2 separate regions of the Homo sapiens genome follow, and region 1 is linked to region 2. A link is a loop called in an ENCODE intact Hi-C map of the cell type or tissue named here. Cell type or tissue: PC-3. All regions are shown on one strand. Links, peaks and the distances in the headings refer to the core of each region. The heading gives the core; the rest is flanking DNA. Region 1 overlaps HHIP (hedgehog interacting protein). Region 2 has its middle 18 kb from the start of HHIP-AS1.

What was found. Hi-C counts contacts between places; a loop is a spot of excess contacts. Peaks named below come from ENCODE experiments on the same cell type or tissue, not always from the same donor. Only the 100,000 strongest peaks of a DNase experiment are listed, where the experiment ranks them.
Region 1: a loop joins it to region 2, with 7 times the contacts of the local background. A loop is called at or near these places in 1 of 110 quality-filtered maps.

Annotation. Positions count from the first base shown.
Region 1 is chr4:144,707,648-144,712,049 of GRCh38, reverse strand. It overlaps HHIP (hedgehog interacting protein), which reads right to left. Exons shown (of 13, transcript NM_022475.3): 7 at 3,739-3,882; 8 at 1-100. The region is part of intron 1 of LOC124900791 (a long non-coding RNA gene); the gene reads left to right. Among named protein-coding and RNA genes, the nearest start is that of HHIP, 64 kb to the right of the region's middle. In PC-3, for the core only: no CTCF peak of the experiment used is centred there; DNase peaks (open chromatin) are centred at 1,689 and 2,719; H3K27ac peaks cover 2,029 bases.
Region 2 is chr4:144,625,445-144,629,846 of GRCh38, reverse strand. No RefSeq gene overlaps it. Among named protein-coding and RNA genes, the nearest start is that of HHIP-AS1, 18 kb to the left of the region's middle. In PC-3, for the core only: no CTCF peak of the experiment used is centred there; a DNase peak (open chromatin) is centred at 2,006; H3K27ac peaks cover 344 bases.

The DNA.
Region 1 (4,402 bases), core at 181-4,180, 82 kb before region 2:
CTGTAGAATTCTGGCTGATGATCTGTTTTTTCCATTGGAGTCTGAACACAGTATCGTTAAATTGATGTTTATATCAGTGGGATGTCTATCCACAGCACATCTGCATAACAAGAGGGGATACACATTAATTCCTACCGTGATCTTTTCCAAGCTCAGACTGGAGATTCCTGACATAGGAAGGAGCCCTTTGTGGACTGGCAAGGATCCTATGGCAATTTAGTTTGGATCTTCTAGAAAGCACTGAAGGAAGTAGTCCGATGTGTTTGCTTACTTGGTTGAAGCTTAATCTCTGGAATATATTTCTTAATTTCTCTTATGATTTATAATTTCTTATGTTATAAATATGCACACTGTCTTAAAACAATTGTTAGTCTGTTCTTAAGGAATATCACATGTATAATACACTGGTAAAGTATTGTGAATAAGAATCGGTGTCACCATCCAGGAACAGAAAACCAAACACCGCCTGTTCTTACTCATAAGTGGGAGTTGAACAATGAGAACACATGGACACAGGGAGGGAAACATCACACACTGGGGCCTGTTGGGGGGCGGGGTGCAGGGGGACGAAGAGCCTTAGGACAAATACCTAACGCATACGGGCTTAAAACCTAGATGACGGGTTGATAGGTGCAGCAAACTACCATGGCACATGTAAACCTATGTAAGAAACCTGCAAGTTCAGCACATGTATCCCAGAACTTAAGGTAAAATAACATAAAAAAAACAACAGTGTTACCATCAACTCATCTCTGTGCCACACAAAACAGTACTAGTTATAACATTAATTTTGGGTTTCTTACATGAAATTGCTGCATTCTAAAACTTAGGCTGCTCTAACACAGGAAAACATGTGCTTTAATTCCAGGAATATAGTAAAGCTGGTCCCTACAAATATCGAGGTCTTTTACGTTGACTCTGTTTTCATGTTTTCCATCCCTAATCTGGGGGCCAGAGTATCTCTGTGACTTAAGCCACTGACAGGAAGCTCCATAAGGGGAGGACTTGCAACTTCATCACTATCTTCCTGTTATCTGGTTCAAAGCCAGGAATATAAGAGGGGTTCAAGGTTTGTGGAATGTTTCAATCACTGAGGGACTGGGTATGAGGAGCTTGGGTTGGGGGAAGAATGAAGTTATATAATACAATTTTGGAAGTTATCAAAAGTGTGGAAAACAGGCTTGCATTGTTTTTAGGTTTCTCTATCTTGGCACTGCTGACATTTTGGGCCAGGTAATTTTTTGTCTGGGGAGGCTGTGCTGCCAACTGTAGGGTGTTTAGCAGCATCTCTGGCCTCTACAGGCAAAATGCCAGTAGCATCACTCCCTCACCCCCATCACACTCTAATTGTGAAAACCAAAAATGTTCCCAGACATAGCCAAATGTCCCCTGGGGGTAAAATTATCCCATTGAGAATCACTGTTCTAGGCCAACAAAATATATTAATTACTTAAAAACAAAATGAAACCATTGGAGCTAATAAAGAAATTTAAAAAATAAAATAAAAAATTGAGAGTTGGTGCTGGTTCTTAAGAGACGTAAGAGTCATGTAGAAATTATAAAAGAACAAACAAAAAACAAAACATAAACTCTTGGCTCCCAATGATCTCATTCATGATAGGGAAACCATAAGCGTGACCTGCCAAAGATGGGTTAGTTGTTCTGTGGCAACAGTCCCTTTATTGTCCTCTCTAGTTCAATGATTCACAGAAGACAATGCCTGGCAGGGATCATGATACAGTCATGCTGTGACTTAAGGTGGAACTAAATCCATAGTGGAGAGAACATTTTCCTCTATTACCTTTCTTTGAAGATAGAGAAACTATGAGAAAAAGAGGTTTGACTTGTTTCCAACAAGAAACAGCAAATCTGGAAAGCAGGCCAGGTAGAGTTGCTGGGGGCTTGGAGCTATGGCTCTGGCTGAATACCAGGTCCACTAAGAACTGCTTGACCCTTGTAACCTTCAGTTTCTCATGTGAAAAAGGGCCCTGCCAGTGAAACTCTCTGGGTGATACTATAATGGTGGATACATGTCATTATCCATTTGTCTAAACCTACAGAATTCACAACACCAAGAGTGAACCCTAATGTAAACCATGGGCTCTGGGTGATTATGACGTGTCAATGTCAGTTCATCAACTATAACAAATGTTTCTCTATGGGGGATGATCATAATGCGAGAGACTATGCATGTGTGGAGGTACGGGTAATATAAAAATGTCTATACCTTTTTCTCAATTTTGCTGTGCATCTATCACTGTCCTTTAACTAGTCTATTAATAAAAGGGGAGTGGGAGAAGTGGGGCTGATGGTGAGCCTTGCTGAGAAGCAGAGAGGAGATAAAGTACACAAGATACTTAGTTCAGCACCCCACAGCAAGTGCTTAATAAAAGTTCCCTTTATTTTTAGCCAATAATTAATTTAGTTTTCTTTCTGCTTTATTAAATCGTCTTCTGCTTAGAATACTTTTGGAGGGAGGTGGAATATAAACACCAACTTTTCCTTCAGCCCTCTGCCACCAGAGGTGGGGAGGCTCCGCAGCACAGGCATCTTGCCACACATCTGGTCTGTAAAGCACCTCATCCCATGTTTTTGCATTGAGGTTCAGGACCCCCAGGAAGGTTGTGAGAAAGCTCCAGCGGGATTGTGGTGACTCAGGCTGCCTGACTTCAAAGTGTTGCTTTGTGGTGGTATCTGTGAGTTCTGAGCTCTAGGAATGGAATGTGACAGTTTCCTCCACATCCTGAACCCACCTTAAGTATTCCCTGTCTCACAGATTTTAAGATCTGCTGAGATGCCAAAAAGGAAATGAACTGTAGACTTGGGTTTGATGGAGGAGAGATGAAGGGCATGAGGGATTATAAAAATAAAAAGTTTGAGAAATATTCACCTTGCACATAGTGAACACTCAATAAACATTAAATGGTAATAATAACCTACTTAGTGAATAAATGGATGTGGCCAGATATCCCTGAGTATGAATAATAGACCATAGACTGGATGAAGCTTTCGTTACTGAAATTGCTGTATTATACTTCATAGCATTTTTACAAAATGTACCCCAAATTTCCCACCCTACATACTTTTTAGTTTTCCTTTGTTTTGGTTCATGGTAGTACCAACAGTTAATATGGAGTCCTTTAGTATTTGCAATGTTTTCAAAGTGAAATAAAAGTTAATATTTAGCTCAACTCCTTGCAAATTAACACTGCAGCATCATATTTAAGTGAAGCTATGATAACAAGAATTGCAATTCATTTAAAACCTACCAGGAGTCAGACACACTATTTGGTACTTTACTTACAGATTTTTATTTAATCATAGCAAGGCAGTTATTATCACCGCCATGTAATATATAAAGAACTTAAGACTTAGTGGGATTTAAGGAGACAAATCAAAAAGTTGATCTCTCTAAACTGTTCAGATTAAAGTCTTGGTCATTATACTAGTCCAATAGTGTTTATCTGATAATAACCTCTCCACATTTTAAGGTGAAATTTTCTCCATGAATTTGTCCTTTTCGTTGTCTAATCTGCCTTCTCAATCTGCTTCTCACAGTAATAGAAGACAGTGTGCTAAATACTCACTTGAGTAATGACCTGTTGTGACTTTAGAGGCATGGCCTTAGATACTACCTTTGGCTGCTCTGTGATGGTATATGCTCTATGCTATATTTTCCCAGTTCTCGGATCCCCGCCTGGCTTAAAAGCCAGTGAGAAGACAGACTTGTGTTCTCACCTGCCTGGATCGTGGAGCCCATGAGCAAACACTTCGGGGGGCTGGTTGGTGCTGTTGAAGTGTGGGTTGCTCCTTGGTATGGAATAAGGCACGTTGCACATGTCTGTGTCCACATCCAGCCGTAGCACTGAGCCTGTGAAATCACTGAGAAATTGGGGGACAGAGTATGTGTTTTACATTTTCATTATATATTTCACCTATATTAAATATGGTGAGGTTGCTCTATTGATGAAAAAATCATCCCCTTAGTTGAAATAAAATATTAAAGTGGCTGGATGCAGTGGCTCACGTCTGTAATCCCAGCACTTTGGGAAGCCAAGGTGAGAGGATTGTTTAATGCCAAGAGTTCAAGGCCAGCCTGGCAACATAGCGAGACTCCATCTCTACAAAAAATTTTAAAATGAGCCAGATGTGGTGGCATGCGGCCAGGCGGATCTCTTGAGCCCAGGGGTTTGAAGCCACAGTGAGCCATAATGGTGCTGCTACATGCTGGCCTGAGCAATAGAGTGAGACCTTGTCTGAATAAATAAAGGAATAATTAAATAAAATAAATTCCTTATTGTGGAAAATGAAACTGGGCCGTTCCAGACAAGCAACTGAACCAAGACACTGTGTGATGGTGGCTGAGGACTGTGGCATCAGTAGTACACTGCTTTTTTTTTTT
Region 2 (4,402 bases), core at 78-4,077:
ATGTCAATTTTTGGACCAAAGACATTATTAAAACTAAGGCAACAATATCTGATTTAATAGCATGTGACATAGTTAAAAATTATTTGTGTGGTGTGGAGCATGATTGCAAATTCCGTCTTTTTCTAAAATTTGTGAATTGTATGTTTTGTTTTATTTTCCGAATGTGATTTACTTATGAAGAAATTCTTCAGGTTTTTGTTGAAAGTATTCTAAATTTTATGTCCTGCCCAAAGGCATGAAGTTCTACAAACATTTTCATTTATTAATAGTTGTAAACACCTGGGCATTTGGTACACATTACGGATACTTTTATATGCAAAAAATTAGAATAAATGTTGGATATAAGAGAAAGCTTTTATACTTTAAGAACTATTTGTATTTCATAAGACCAGAGGTTCCATGAAATTTAACCTTTTGGTGCTTTGATTTTTTATCTTACATAAAATGTGATTTTTCTATTTAAAATATCCAAAAAATATATTCGCAAACATAACCAGTTCTTGAAATTTCTTTGGATAGTTCTAAGCATAAATTAATCTAAATATCAGGATTGTGTGCCCTTCAAAACAGGTGATCTTTCTTTCTCCTTGGTAAAGAGATGGAGAATTACATGGTGGGTTTTCCTTGTGAGTGTGAATCCAAAACATATTGAGCCAGACTTTATTTTCTTATGAAAAATAATCCTATGCTAATCACCATGTGTGCATTGTTTATTGCTTTTAAACGATAGCTTATGATGATTAATAAGCACCTGAGGAAGAATGGCTTTACTTTCATCTTGAAAAAGTGACAAGCACTGTATATGAGGCCAGTCGAAAGCTAGCACTGCATCTGGAGGTACAACATAGTTCTGAAATAAAGTCTTTACTCACAGTTAGAAAAAGAAGGGTTTAAAAGTGTGTTGCTTTTGTGAGGTATGGATGCTGATTTAGTATCTCCTCAGGGGAAAATGAGATCATATTTCTGAAAGTTAGTGTTACATTCTGTAAGTCTGTAATCAAGCCTTACCTCATTTCTTTTTAAAAATGGGCTTTTCCTCCTTCTTCCCTTCTGGGACATAATTAATTTATCAATTTTTTTGTGTGGTATTCTACCTATCTGGATGGATTAGGTGTTTGTTTGTTTGTTTTTGTTGTTGTTGTTGTTTTTTGAGTTGGAGTCTCGCTGTGTCTCCTAGGCTGTAGTTCAGTGGCATGATCTTGGCTCACTGCAACCTCTGCCTCCCGGGTTCAAGCAATTCTCCTGCCTCAGCCTCCTGAGTAGCTGAGATTAAAGGCATGTGCCACTACACCTGGCTAATTTTTGTATTTTTAGTAGAGACGGGGTTTCACCATGTTGGTCAGGCTGGTCTTGAACTCCTAACCTCAAGCAATCCACCTGCCTTGGCCTCCCAAAGTGCTGGGATTACAGATGTGAGCCACCGTGCCTGGCCTGGACGACTTTTTAGAAATAGATTCTTCTAAGATCTTTCTTTGACCTCTTATGTGATATTTTCTAGTTTTTGAATTCATTTGATCAATTTATATGTGTGTGTGTGAAGTAGGAGTTTCTTCTGTGAAAAGCTGGTAGAAAGAGTTATATTTAAGCCTTACTTTATGCCATGTGCAGTGACAAGTGTTCTCCATCTATTATCTCATTTAATCATCATAACAACCCTACTTTAATATATACATTTTATACATAAGAAACAAAAACTCAGTGAAGAAAATTTCCCATAGTCACATAGTTGGTAAGTCACAGAGTTATGTACAAACACAGACATGTCAAATGACCAAGCTCAGTAACTGCATTGAGGCTTCCAAAAGACTGGGCTGTGATTATTGTTTTATCCTAGACACAGATATCCTATTATTGTGTTCATTTTTTGATTATCAGTAAAATACCACATCCTTCCGTATGTGTGCTGCCAACAGTTCTCTCAATAATACCTTTTGTTTAATCATATGTCTTCAAAGTCTGAAGTTCATTGCATATATAACTTCTTAGTCATTATGGAACACAAACAAAACATGATTCTCTAAGTCGTTCTCATTCTCACTGTTTCCTTCCTTCACTTCACCTTATCAACCTACTACTGAGATAACCCAGTGCTTGTCATCACTTCTGGTCTGACATTCCTATCTCTGATGACATCCTCTGCATTAGTTATATATGCTTTGTAACCATATTATCACAAAGTCAGCAGCTTAAAACAAAACACATTTATTATCTCATAGTATCTATGGATTAGAAGTACAGGCTTGGCTTCAGGGTCTTTCAGTGCTGCTATCAAGATGCTGGCTGGGGCATCAGTCTCAATGAAGGCTAGACTGAGGAAGGACCCCCTTCCACTGGCTTCTCAACTCACTCCATTCTGGTTTTCAACTCCAGTGTTCCACTGAAATGGTCCCTGCTAAGCTCACCAATGATTACTATATACAGTTACTATATCCAAGTAACACTTTTCAGTCCTTGGCTTGCTTAACCACTTAGCAACTATAACTTTCTCCACTCTTTTAAAATAATATTCTTTTCCCTTTTTTTCATGTCAAGACATGCTTCAGGATTCATGTTGTTAGCAGCATTCAGTCTCTTGCAGGCTGTTGGACTGAAAGCCTCCATTTCTTGTTGGCTGCTGTCCAGAGAGCATCTTCAGTTGCTTGTCACATGGCCCATGACATAGTCAAGTGCGCAATATGGCAGCTTGCTTCTTCAAAGCCAGCAAGGGAGAGAAGACAGCATTTACAGGCTTACATAACGTAATCAGGTGCACATAATCGGGCATATTCCATCTCCTTTGCTGTATTTAGTTGGTTAGAAGCAAGTCATAGGTTCTCTAAGTTGTTCTCCCCATTCCCACTGTCTCCTTCCTTCACTTCACCTTATCCACTTATTACTGAGATAACCTGGTGCTTTATCATCACCTCTGGTCTGGGGAGGGAATAGGATCCCACAAAGACCTGAACACCAGGAGGTTGGCAATGTGGGGCTAGGCTAATATCTGCCACATCCTCCTACACTTCAAGGCTTCCTGCTTTACTATTTCTGCCATGTCTGTCTTTCTAACTCATTTGGTTCTCCAGGCCATTGATCTCTCTTCTCTCTACTGATATACCAGTCTCCTCCTGTCCTTGTCCTTCATATATTTGATTTTTTGCATCCGTATTTCAATTGCAGTCTTGCTAACACTCTAGCACCCTTGACCCTTTGTCAGCTGCATTTACTTGGATAGCCCCCAACTCTAGATGAGCCCAGATACCCTCCTCCTCTGCATCTAAACTCAGATGGCACTACTGTCACCAGTTAAGGGCTCTGTTTCCTATAAGAAGTCATTTCCTCCACCTGAATCTCATCCCTACTTTAACCTCTAGTTTCAACCTCTTTCTCTTCATGGGATCTTTCTCATCAACATTTAAGTATGTAAATATTTAAACCATTTATTGACTCTATGTCCCTCTGTGTAGCTATATTCTTATCTTTCTCCTCCATTTCTCAGCCTGACTTGTTGAAAGAGTTCTGTACACTATCACTTTTAACCTACTTTCTGCTGTCTTCTCAACCCACTGCATTCTGATTTTCATCTCCAGTGCTCCACTGAAATGGTCCCTGCTAATCTCACCAATTATAACTATATCCAGTTACTATAGCCAAATAACACTTTTCAGTCCTTATCTTACTTAACCACTCAGCAGCCTCAACAAAATTTTCCAGTCTTCTTTAAAAGTATTGTTTTCCTTTTTTTTTTTTTTTTCACGTCAGGACATGCTTCAGGATTCCATTTTTCTTTTGTTTGCTCTCAATCTTCTTAGCTAGATTTTCCTTCTCTATTAAACTTTTAAGTGTTGTCATTCCTTTAAATCCTGCCCAGGGTCATTCCTTCTCCTCATTTACACTTTCCCCTGTCTAGACAATCTCACCTACTTCTGTGTGTCTCTATTTTTATTTATTTATTTATTGAGATGGAGTCTTGCTCTGCCACGCAGGCTGGAGTGCAGTGGTGCGATCTCGTCTCATTGCAACCTCCACCTCCCAGGTTCAAGTGATTCTTTTGCCTCAGCTCCCCGAGTAGCTGGGAATACAGGCACGTGCCACCACGCCTGGCTAACTTTTGTATTTTTAATAGAGGCAGAGTTTTGCCATGTGGGCTAGGCTCGTTTTGAACTCCTGACCTCAGGTGATCTGCCTGCCTCAGCCTCCCAAAGTGCTGGGATTACAGGTGTGAGCTACTGTGCCCTGCCAGCTTCTGTGTGTCTTTAATTTCCATTACTATGTCAAGTAATTCTGAATATGTACATAGACCAAGTGTCTCATGGAACTCTAGAATCACATATCTGCCTTTTTATTATCTCCACTTTAATAATTTCATGAACGTTTCAAAGTTAACACCATGAGATCTAAATTGATAATTTTCATTACGTAGACC